Regions from separate parts of the Homo sapiens genome. Here region 1 is linked to region 2. The links are chromatin loops, found by intact Hi-C in ENCODE. Cell type or tissue: left lung. All regions are shown on one strand. Each heading gives the region's core, and the rest is flanking DNA. Links, peaks and the distances in the headings are about the cores only.

Evidence for each region. Peaks named below come from ENCODE experiments on the same cell type or tissue, not always from the same donor. Only the 100,000 strongest peaks of a DNase experiment are listed, where the experiment ranks them.
Region 1: a loop joins it to region 2, with 5 times the contacts of the local background. A loop is called at or near these places in 3 of 110 quality-filtered maps.

What each region holds. Positions count from the first base shown.
Region 1 is chr18:79,868,637-79,874,004 of GRCh38, reverse strand. All of the region lies in intron 3 of KCNG2 (potassium voltage-gated channel modifier subfamily G member 2), which reads right to left. Among named protein-coding and RNA genes, the nearest start is that of KCNG2, 73 kb to the right of the region's middle. In left lung, for the core only: no CTCF peak of the experiment used is centred there; DNase peaks (open chromatin) are centred at 384, 2,144, 2,784, 3,514 and 4 weaker places; H3K27me3 peaks cover 1,122 bases.
Region 2 is chr18:79,817,562-79,822,929 of GRCh38, reverse strand. All of the region lies in intron 1 of KCNG2 (potassium voltage-gated channel modifier subfamily G member 2), which reads right to left. Among named protein-coding and RNA genes, the nearest start is that of KCNG2, 22 kb to the right of the region's middle. RefSeq lists an enhancer at 2,893-3,032. In left lung, for the core only: no CTCF peak of the experiment used is centred there; DNase peaks (open chromatin) are centred at 2,875, 3,399, 3,641 and 4,603; H3K27me3 peaks cover 1,175 bases.

The DNA of each region.
Region 1 (5,368 bases), core at 288-5,287, 51 kb before region 2:
GGGCAGGCAGCTGTCCTCGGGATGACCCCGTCAAAGCCCGAAGTGGCCCGAAACGTGTCTGACTCTTCAGTGGCCTCAGCATGAGCATGTCACTGACAAGGATGTCCCCTCAGCAGCGAGGCCAGCGCCTCTCACAGGCTGGACCTGGACACCGCAGCTGCTGCCTTCTTTGGGCTAAATCCACTCCCCGCCAAGTCCCAGGCGCCTCCTGGCCCAGTGAGGCAGCTAGGCGGACACTGTTGCCAGCTCTAACCGCGGCCGCTCCATGGCCTCCCCTGCTTTCCTCCCAGACTCCTGCTTTCCAAATCGCAAAGTTCAGATGCCGCGAACAGACACTGAGGACATGGGGTGTGCCGGCTCCCAGGAAAACGCTCCCGTCCAGGGCTCCCCAACAGACAGCTAGGGCCAGCTCCCAGGAAAACGCTCCCGTCCAGGGCTCACGGCCGGACAGCTAGGGCCGGCTCCCCGACGCCCCTCACAGCTGCATACAGGCCAAGCGCAGGCTGGATGTGCTCAGAGGGGCCGGTGGCCACGCAGAGGATCTGGGAAGACTGACAGGAGGTGGCTGGGGGGGGGGGAGGGGGGCCGGCAGGAGCGGCACCCGTGGGCCAGCACGGGGAGTGACAGAGGGAACGGGAGTGTGGGGGAGGCCTGGGGAGGCGGGGAGCACACAGAGACCCCTGCAGGGCACAGAACTGAGAAAAACAACAGCCTGGGAAAAAACAAAGTCCACGAAGAAGAAAGGGGAAGTCTCCCAAGTGATACGGACAGGAGGCGAGAAACGCTGGGTGGAGAGGGTGGTCCCCCGAGAGGGCCTCAAGCCTGGGACCGAGGCCCAAAGCAAGAACTCTCATTCCTGTTTTCCTGCCCGAGTGCTGTCTTTCCAAAACCACCCTGGCCCACCCTGCTGCCCATCCTGTCCCCAGGCCCAACCGGCAGAGCTACCTGGCTTCTTCCTAGCAGGTCCTTTTGTGAGCCTCCCCACTATTTCTGCACACTGACCACTCCTGCTATGTCATCAGAGGAGGACAGCACACGCCGGCTCCCGGAGGGGCGGTCCCCACCCCACAGACCCTCCCCACGGCCGCCACACAGGGGGCCACACGAGGCTTCGCTTCCCTCGTTTGCAAAAGGGGAGAGAGACCTCGCTGTGTGATTCTGTGTGCTGAGCACTGTCCAAAGCAAGGCACGTAAATTATTCAACTTAATCTCAACAGCTTTGAAGAATCTGCATTTGTTTGGTGAGGAAACAGGCTCAGAATGGAGAGAATGTTTCAAGCCCTGCCGCTGTCAGAGCCAGAGCTGGATGGGAGCGCCAGTCACACTCAGAGTCTGAGAACTAAGCCAGCCCGCAACTGCGCCTCGTACTGCAGCAAGAAGAGAGACCGGAGACCTGGGAGGGATTTTATGGAAAAAGAATTGGCCGGGCGCGGTGCCTCCGCCTGTAATCCCAGCACTTTGGGAGGCCAAGGTGCGTGTATCACCTGAGGTCAGGAGTTCAAGGCCAGCCTGGCCAACATGGTGAAACCCGTCTCTACTAAAAATACACAAAAATTAGCTGGGCGTGGTGGTGCATCTGTAATCCCAGCTACTCGGGAGGCTGAGGCAGGAGAATCACTTGAACCCGGGAGGTGGAGATTGCAGTAAGCTGTGATTGCGCCATTGCACTCCAGCCTTGGTGACAGAGTGAGACTCCATCTCAAAAAAAAAAAAAAAAAAAAAAACTGAAGCTTTGAAGCTTTTATATCAGGGATTTTAGCTTTTTTTTTTTTTTTGCCAGACTAAAGTGAAAATCCAAAACACAAATCTTCGATGTTTTCCCCATCAAATCTGTGCAGGAAGCAGAGCAGAGAATGCAGCCTGTTATCTTCCTCCCCTGCCCATGGAGTTTCCAGGCCCTGCCGTTTGCAGGCCTCCACGAGCCTCTGCAGGGTCTCTGATCCCTCCACAGGGGTGCCAAGGGCTGAGGGGTGTGCGGCCGGCCGCACGTGCAGGAGCGTTGCCATCACTGGGCCCTGCCCGCCTCCCAGAGCTTGGTCCGGTGGCATTGTGCGGCCCCAGAGCAGCTGGCCCTGGTGACACATCTGCTGCGGGTCCTCACTCGGTGCTGGCAGGAATTTGCTGCCAATGTCGCAGTGGCAGACGCTGCTGACTGGCACCTGCCTCCCTGGTAAAGAGCAGCCGCAGCTTTGCTCAGGCCTGTGGCCTCTGGGTTAGGATGTGATGCCGGCCCCTCTGCACCGCAGACGTCCAGGCCAACGGGACGCAGACGGACGCAGAGGCTCTGCCAAGGCGTCATAGGGGGCCGCCTTCCCCTCCCTCTACTGCCCCTGGGTGGAGACTGGTGGTGTGGGAGCCTCCCAGACGCGGGGGGCCACCGGCTGGTCCTGCACCGCCCACTCGACTTGCTGCCGCAAGACGTCAGCCCCGCCTGACGTCCCCCGAGATTCTCAAGTTTGGATCTGTTGTGGCCCTAATACAGCCCTTGTTATACCACATGGATGGGAAGGGGCCATGGCCCAGAGCAGCTGCCCTAGGAGCCCCACTGCCTGCTCTTTCTGAAGAAATCAGCTCTGAACGCAGAACCTGCCAGCTGGTGCTCAGGTCCAGGACAACTCTGCCTGCGGCTGTAGGGACAGGCCACACCCCACGTCCTGTCCACACCCTATGTCCATCCTTGCCATGAGGCCGTTCAGGGCTCCAAGGGTCCCCCACAGGACAGGCTGCGACAGACGCAAGCACGTTTTGCGCTGCCAGGAGGCGGGAGGTGCGATTTGTCAGCTCATAAGGCTTAGCCTCACGCAGGTGCAGGTGGACAGAACACCCTCACGGCGGACCCCGGAGGCCTGTGCCTGACACGAAGGCTGACCCTCCCCAGTGCAAGGGACTCCTCCTGCCTGGCCACAGGCTAGGACCTTCCTCCTGCCTCAGGCTCGACGGAAACCACAGCTCTGGTCTCTCGGTGCTGGTCTTTGGATTGGAACTCAGACCCAGGCTCTGCTGGTCTCAGGTGTGCTGACTGCAGCGTGGGGCCTCCAGCCTCCAGGACCGGGTGAGCTGACGCCTGCCAATCAGCCACACCCTTTCATCCTGCACCTCTGGAGAACCCTGATCAACACAACTCGGCATCCACAAAACTCGCTCTGTGAGCTGACACAACTCGGTGTCTGTGACGTCTGCCCACGTGCAGAAGAAACTTGGCTACCAGCTTTTAAAGCTGTTGCAAAAATGTTCTCAGTGAATTCAATGCTTCAAATCCCAGTCATGAAATCTATAACTAATTATACTGGTCTCAATTTAATCATGTGAGTTTAAAAGAAAAAATCAATTCACAGAGCCAAAAATCAGCCTGAATGTACAAGGAAGCAATGGATTTTGAAAAACAACCTCCAGCCAGAAACCTCCAACAGCGGGCAGGTCTCCAGTGAGCAGATGCACAGTCTGTCCTGGCCTCCAGCCAGCCCGTGGGTGCTCACACCATCCAGGCCACACAGCAGCCGCCCAGCGCAGAGGGAGCGCGCAGCTCTGGGGGCACGGAAACTGCCACCACCCATCCCTCCAAAGCCTCTGGATCCTCACGGTGGGCGTCACCAGGCCACATCCACCAGCAGGAAGCCAACACTGGTGCAATCCTGACCATGGAGAGCCCACGGGACCCCAAAACCACACCACGTCATTGCAATCATCAAGCCCTGTCACTGTCAGAGACGACAGAAGACACCGCTCCCTGCCGATTATTCCGCAGCCATTAGGGCCCACGGCAGCTGAAGCTCGTGATCCCGTCTGTATGTTCACAGGGCGCCTTCGACGTGGGGGGCTTCGTCTGGGAGCAGACGGTGGGGAGAAGAGAGGTCGCTCGGCCTCCTCCAGTAGCTGTCCACAGCCTAAACTCCCGAAGGCCACAGACTCACTGGAGGTCCCATGAGGGCAATGGGGAGCACGAGCGGTGCCCACCCCCAGGTGGCTGGGGGCCCAGAGGTGGGAGGTCCTGCCTGGCTGAGCCTCCACCAGCTGGGAACGGGTGGCAACTCCCACTCCAGCTCTGACCTCAGACCCGTGTGTGTCCCTACAGCCTGGATTAAAACATCCATGCCACGGCTGCGGGCCGTCCCGCGTGGTGGTGGCGGCGGCTGAGGTGTCTGCAGGTCGTGACCACTGGTGACCTCTCCTAGGAAAGATGGCGAGGTTGGGGGTGCAGTGGGTGTGTTTGGGTTTAGAATGTACTTTTTGAGGGTCAGAGAATCCAGGATAACTTTGGGGGCCACAGATGTTTAGGATTTGGTTTGTAACCTCTGTGGCCACAGGCAAGATAAACAGTTGAGCAAATCACCCTAACGCCTGGCCACGAAGATGCTGTGGGTTTGGGATAGAACGGATTTTCTCTCCTGGGAAAGGCCCAGCAATGGAGTGAACGATCCCACGTGAGAAGGCAGAGGACAGAGCCTGCTTGGACAGCACAGGGCGGGTCCAGGTGTCCACCTTCCGGTCCCCAGGGCCGTCCCAGCACATCTGTGGGCCAGTGCGTCCCCTGTGGGCTCAGACTCAACAACTGCTCCCAGTCCAGGCAGCCCAGAGCCAAGCACACACTGACAAAGCCGGGTTCTCAGGTCCTGAGCACTGCTGGGGACGCACGGGCATGTCCTGCTCATACATAACTGAGGCTTCCTATTTCTTCCGCACCCGCCGTGTGCAGCAGACCAGGCGTTTCCGTGGTCCCTGAGCCGAGCCCTCCCCACAGGGAGCTACTGCCCCTGTGCAGGTCGCAGCCCAGGGGCAGGAGACTCAGCGCGGGGCGGGCACTGAAAGCAACCAGCACCCTGGGCTTCCCTCATTCTCCGAGGTATCCAGGAGACCCGGGAGGCTGTCCCAGCTGGACTCTGGCTCGGGGTCTCCCCAGTGTCTGCAGGGCTGTGTGTAGGGGTGCTCACGGCTCCTGCATCCCCACCCCTGCACCTGGGACAGCACAGTGCGTGCGGGAAACCCTGTGGAAGCCGACCCGTGTGGTGGCTGGACTCAGCCTCCCGCACACATCCCATCAGAGAGCTCACATTCTGTCAGTAACACCGACTCCTAGTTCTCAAGAACTCGTGTCCTGACAAACAGCACTGAAGCGCTCGCACCCACGTGCTCTCCAGGGAGCACTGAGTTACGGTCCCACTGCCGTCCCTCAGCAGCTGGCCTGGGATGGTCAGCCAGTGATTTGGCTCGTCTGAGGCTTGAGCTGGGCTGGGACTTGCACTGTCTGGGATTCAGCATGTATTTATTTAATTAAAGTGAGGCTGAGCATCTTCTCACGGGAATCACCATCATTTTACGGTTCTCACATCCCATCAATCAAGTGGACAAAAGGTGACGTCCTTCACCAGCC
Region 2 (5,368 bases), core at 184-5,183:
CACACCCACACGCAACACCAACGCCCACGATAAGCCCAGGTGCCTCACAAGGAATCCACAACCCCACGGAAGCGTGGGGAGACAAGGGCTCTCCCAGGTAATTGTGGAAAATGTGTTTCCATGAAATCCGGAGGCTAAAGACTAGAAGAGCCACACGCAGCAGGCTCCAGTCTCTCGGGGTGAGCACAGCACACGTTTGAAGGCCCAGCACGGTGCTCACACCTGTGATCTCAGCACTTTGGAGGCCGGGGTGGGTGGATCCCTTGAGGTCAGGAGTTCAAGACCTGCCGGGGCAACACAGCGAGACCCCCATCTCTACAAAAATTAGCCAGGCATGGTGGCTCACGCCTGTGGCCCCAGCTACTCGGGAGGCTGACGTGGGAGGATGCTTGAGCCCTGGAGGCTGAGGCTGCAGGGAGCCATGACTGCAACACTACACTCCAGCCTGGGGGACAGAGTGAGACCCTGTCTCAAAAAAATAATAACTTTAAAAAGTATCAATATTGTGAAAAACAAAAACGAAAAACAAACTGGAGAGCTATTACAGACGGATGATGGGAACGATGGTGAGGGGCCCTGGACAGAACCGTGGCTCTAGTATGAAGAACGCGGTGACATCTGAGTGGGGTTTTAAAGTAGTGACCAGGGCGGGGCCAGTGGGAATCCCTGGTCTGGACCATTCTGCCAACACTGGAGGAAGCTGGGTGGGAGACATGGGAACCTCTATGAATCTGCAACTTTCCTATAAGTCTAAAAATCGTTCAAATAAAAAGCTTTTAAAAATCTAACATTTCCTGCTTAAACCCCAGGACAATGGTACAAAAGGCACCTTGAGTCTGAATTTGACAAGTTTTACTGAAGCCTTCACATCCCAGCCCCAAATATCAGTGCTGGGATTTCCTCACAACAAACCCATCTGGCACATTCACTCAGCCCACTTCTAGAATGGCCTACAAAAAACAGTGCTTTTTTGCAGAAATGAAAAAGCCCGTCCTAAAATTCATATGGAGTCTTAACGGACCACGAATAGTCAATACAATTTTGAAAAAGAAGGGCAATGATAGAGGCCTCACACTTCCAATCTCAAAGGTGCTGCCAAGCTATGGCGATCAAGATGCATGGCCTGGCCTGTGGACAGACAGGGCAGTTGAGGGCGGAGCAGGACGCCCAGAGATGAGCCCTACACCTATGATCAAGTGATTTTGGGAAAAGAGTGCCAGGACCATTTAATTCAGGAAGGAGGCCCTTCCTAGTAAATGGCACCAGGAAGATGGGGATGTGCTCACACAAAAGGGTGCAGCTGAGCCCTACCCCACCCCATATACACAATTCAAGTAAAAGGCCAGGCGTGGTGGCTCACGCCTGTAATCCCAGCACTTTGGGAGGCCGAGGCGGGTGGACAACCTGAGGTCAGGAGTTTGAGACCAGCCTGGCCAACATGGTGAAACCCCGTCTCTACTAAAAATACATAAATTAGCTGGGTGTGGTGGTGGGTGCCTGTAATCCCAGCTACTTGGGAGGCTGAGGCAGGAGAATCATTTGAACCTGGGAGGCAGATGTTGCCGTGAGCCAAGATTGCGCCACTGTGCTCCAGCCTGGGTGACAAGAGCCAGGCTCTGTCAAAAAAAAAAAAAAAAAAAAAATTCAAGTAAAAATGGGTTGACGGCCAAAATTTACAGATAAAACTATAAAACTCTTAGAATAAAACATGTGGTCAAATCTTCATGATGTTGGATTTGGCAATGGTTGCTTAAATGACATCAAAAGCACAGGCAACAAAATAAAAATAGATCAACTGAGCTTCATTCAAATTAAAAACTTCTGTGCATCCGAGGACACTATCAACAAAATGAAAGCCCACAGACTGGGGGAAAATATTTGCAAATCACATATCTGATAAGGGCTTAATATCAAGAACATATAATGAGTTTCTCTAACTCAGTAACTAAAGACAAACAACCAAATCTAAAAATGGGCAAAGGGGCTAGGCATGGTGGCTCACACCTGTAATCCCAGCACGTTGGGAGGCTGAGGTGGGAGGATCACTTGAGTCCAAGAGTTTGAGATCAGCCTGGCAACATAGCGAGACCCTCTCTCTACAAAAAATACAAAAATTAGCTGGGTGTGGTGGTGCATGCCTGGAGTCCCAGCTGCTCCAGGGGCTGAGGTGGGAGGATTGCTTGAGCCTAGGAGGTTGAGGCTGATTGCACCTCTGCACTCCAGCTTGGACAACAGAGTGAGACCCTGTCTCTAAATAAATAAGTAAATAAAATGGGCAAAGAACTTGAATAGCCTTTTTTTAAAAAATGTACATTGTACCCATTTGAACAGACTTTTCTCCAAAGAAGATGCACACATGCCCGGCAAGCAGATGAAAAGATGCTCAGCATCACTCATCATTAGGAAAATGCAGATATGAGCTATCGCTTCACATCTGCCAGGATGGCTGTAATAAGAAAGACAGACCATCCTGAGTGCTGGTGAGGATGGGAGATACTGGACCCCTCAGGATTGCCGATGGGAAAATGGCTCAGCTGCTGTGGAAGTTTGGCAGACTCTCTAAAAGTTAAGCAGCAGCATCAACATCTGGCTCAGCATTTCCCTCCTAAGAACATGCCTGGAGGAAGTGAAAACAGGAACTCAAACAGGATACATGTGCTGACATTCAGAGCCGCATCAGCCCCATTAGCCAAAAGGTGGGGAGGAAGTGAAAACAGGGACTCAAACAGAGGATACAAGCGCCGACGTTCAGAGCAGCATCAGTCCCATTAGCCAAATGATGGGGACAGCCCACGTGTCGCCAACAGAGGGTGGACGCACACAGTGTGGGGTACCCTGCACGAGGGCACTGCCCAGACACAGAATAGGAGGAGGTTCTGACACGCACCTCCTTCGGAGAAGGAAGGAGCTCCTCCTCGGAGCGCGGCTGGAGCTGGAGAGCGTTATGCTGAGTGAGAGAAGCTGGACACTGGAGGACCAGCACTGTGTGATTCACCTACATGAAATCCCTAGAATAGCGGGGTTCATAGAGAAAGCAGAGTGGACCTTACCAGGGGTTGGAGGTGGCACTATGGGGGAGTTACTGCTTAGTGGTTACAGATTTCCTGTTGAGGGCAATGGAAGAATTTGGCAAAAAGTGGTGATGCCTGCACAGCACGGCGGTTGGAATTCATGCTACTGAACTGTCCACTTGAAATAGTTAAAATGGAATACCTTAGGTGATGTGTATTTTACCCCAGTCACACCGAGGAGCCGTAGGGGAGGTGGACGGCCTCTATTGCAGCCTGCTGGCTGTGAGGCCTGGCCGGGTCCTTGGCTGAGCGCTCAGCTCACCTGTAGGGAGGACGGGGCTCACACAAACCCCGCGGCGTGAACATTGTCCATGGGTGACACCCAGGCCCAACACAGCCCGATCTGAAGGGACACTGAGTGCCAGCTGCATGCCTTCTGCCAGGAGGGTCCGGTGCCCAGGGTGGTGCCAGGTGGGACAGGTGCTGTGGGGACCCCAGGCCTGGCAGCAACAGCTCTCCCTAGAGACCCCCAAATCTGTGCCCTGAGGCTCAGCCTCACCCGTACAGCCACCAGGAAGGGTCCCTCGGTTGGTGAGGCTGCCCTCCCTGTGCCAGCTGGGCTGAGGCTGGCCCGCCTGAGCTGCTCCGTGGTGTCCTGGGCTGCACCCGGGTAGGGCCTGCCTGGTGTCTCTGCAGGCTGCCGGCCTTCTCCCTCTGACACGTCCTGGGTGCCCTCGCCGGCCTTGGTGAGCAGTGAGAGGGGTCCTATCACCCCATAGCTACCGTGGAGCTGCTGCCTCCTCTGCTGTTGCGGAACGAGTCTCTCTGCTCTTTCTTCTTCCCTTATTTTTGTTTTTTTCATCTCCTGATGCTATTCTTAGATGTCTGTTTTCTCATTCAACACGCAAATGTTTGTGGAGCCCCCAGCAGAACTGGGCACTGTGTCGAGTCCTGATGCCTCTCGGACATTAGTCACCAATGGCCGCATCTCACAGGCGAGCTCAGTGCTCGGCCAGACCTGCGGACCTTCGGCTCTTCATGGCTGCCGGGTGCTTCTGGTGGCTGGAGCTGCCAGGGGCCCCCTTTGCTGCCTGGGAATGAGTCTCCCCTAAAGCAGCCCCAAAGCCCCCACGGAGCACCCTGCTGGAAAGTGCCTCCCAGTCATTTCTGCCTCAGGACACGGACGTCTCTCGCAGGTACGAACTGATTTCTGGGCGGTTCCTTATTAATCCTAAATCTTCAGACCAGAGAGTGCCCAGCCCTTGAACGAGCAGTTTCCGCATCGGAGATGCTGGCGGGAGGGACTGTCATACATGGTGACCCGACTGATGGGCTGGGGTCATTTAATTTTTATAGAATTTAACTGTGACAGACTTCTAAAAATAGCTTCATCACCTGTCTCAGGAACATAATTCTCAGTTAAGATAGTTTCCTGACGTGCTGTTGCTTATTTGCTAGAAAAATCGAGGGGGCCAGGCAGCGGGGGAGGAGGGAGGGGCCGCCCTGGGGCTGGCTGAGAGTCTGCAGTCGACCCTGGCGCATCTCTCGCGGGCTGGCCAAGGTGGGCATGGGCCGGGCCTCCAGCCTCCACGCCCCTCTTGGGCTCCTCACCCGAGTGTGACCTGGTCTCTGGGGTCTCACTCAGCTGTTTCCATCTGTGCCTCCTTCTGGGAGGAGGGTGGGGGTGGTGTCTCCCGATCTGATGAGTCAAGCTTCCTTATTAGATCGCATTGCCTCTCCCGGGTGGCCACAGCAGCCACACATGGATCCAGGACAGGCACCACACCCACCCTCTGTGGCTCGTTCTTCCTGGCCTGAAGGTGCTGCCTCAGGGTCTGTGTTCTGCCTAGGGCCTTGGCCGTCTGTCCTGGGGCGAGGGGCAGGCTCCTGCCCACCTGGCGAGGAGGCAGCACCCACCCTGAGCCCTTGGGTGGCAGGTCCAGTAGGGTGTCCCCTTTCTCTGCACCCATGCACCTCAGGAAAGAGCCCAATTCACCACCTCACAGCACCCTCAGGGCACCCCCACCCCGAGACCTGGGCTTCCACGGGCTCAAACCAGGAATGAGAGAGGGGTCCTCACAGTCAGGTCCGAGGGTCTGAGAGTGAGTGGGGAAGGCGACGTGGGGCCCACCAAAGCTGTGAGGCCACAGGAGGTTGTGGCTAAAAACCATGCTTTCCCACCGAGGGGCAGCTGAAGGTGGGAGGTGTGGAGGGAGGGCAGAATGGGGCCTGCTGCCCCTCCACTGACTGTGCCCTCAGGGACAAGAGTACAGCTGTGTGTGACATGCATGTGACAACCCGCGTGTGTGACAGCCAGGTGTGACAACCATCTGTGTGAGAACTGTGTGTGCAAACCA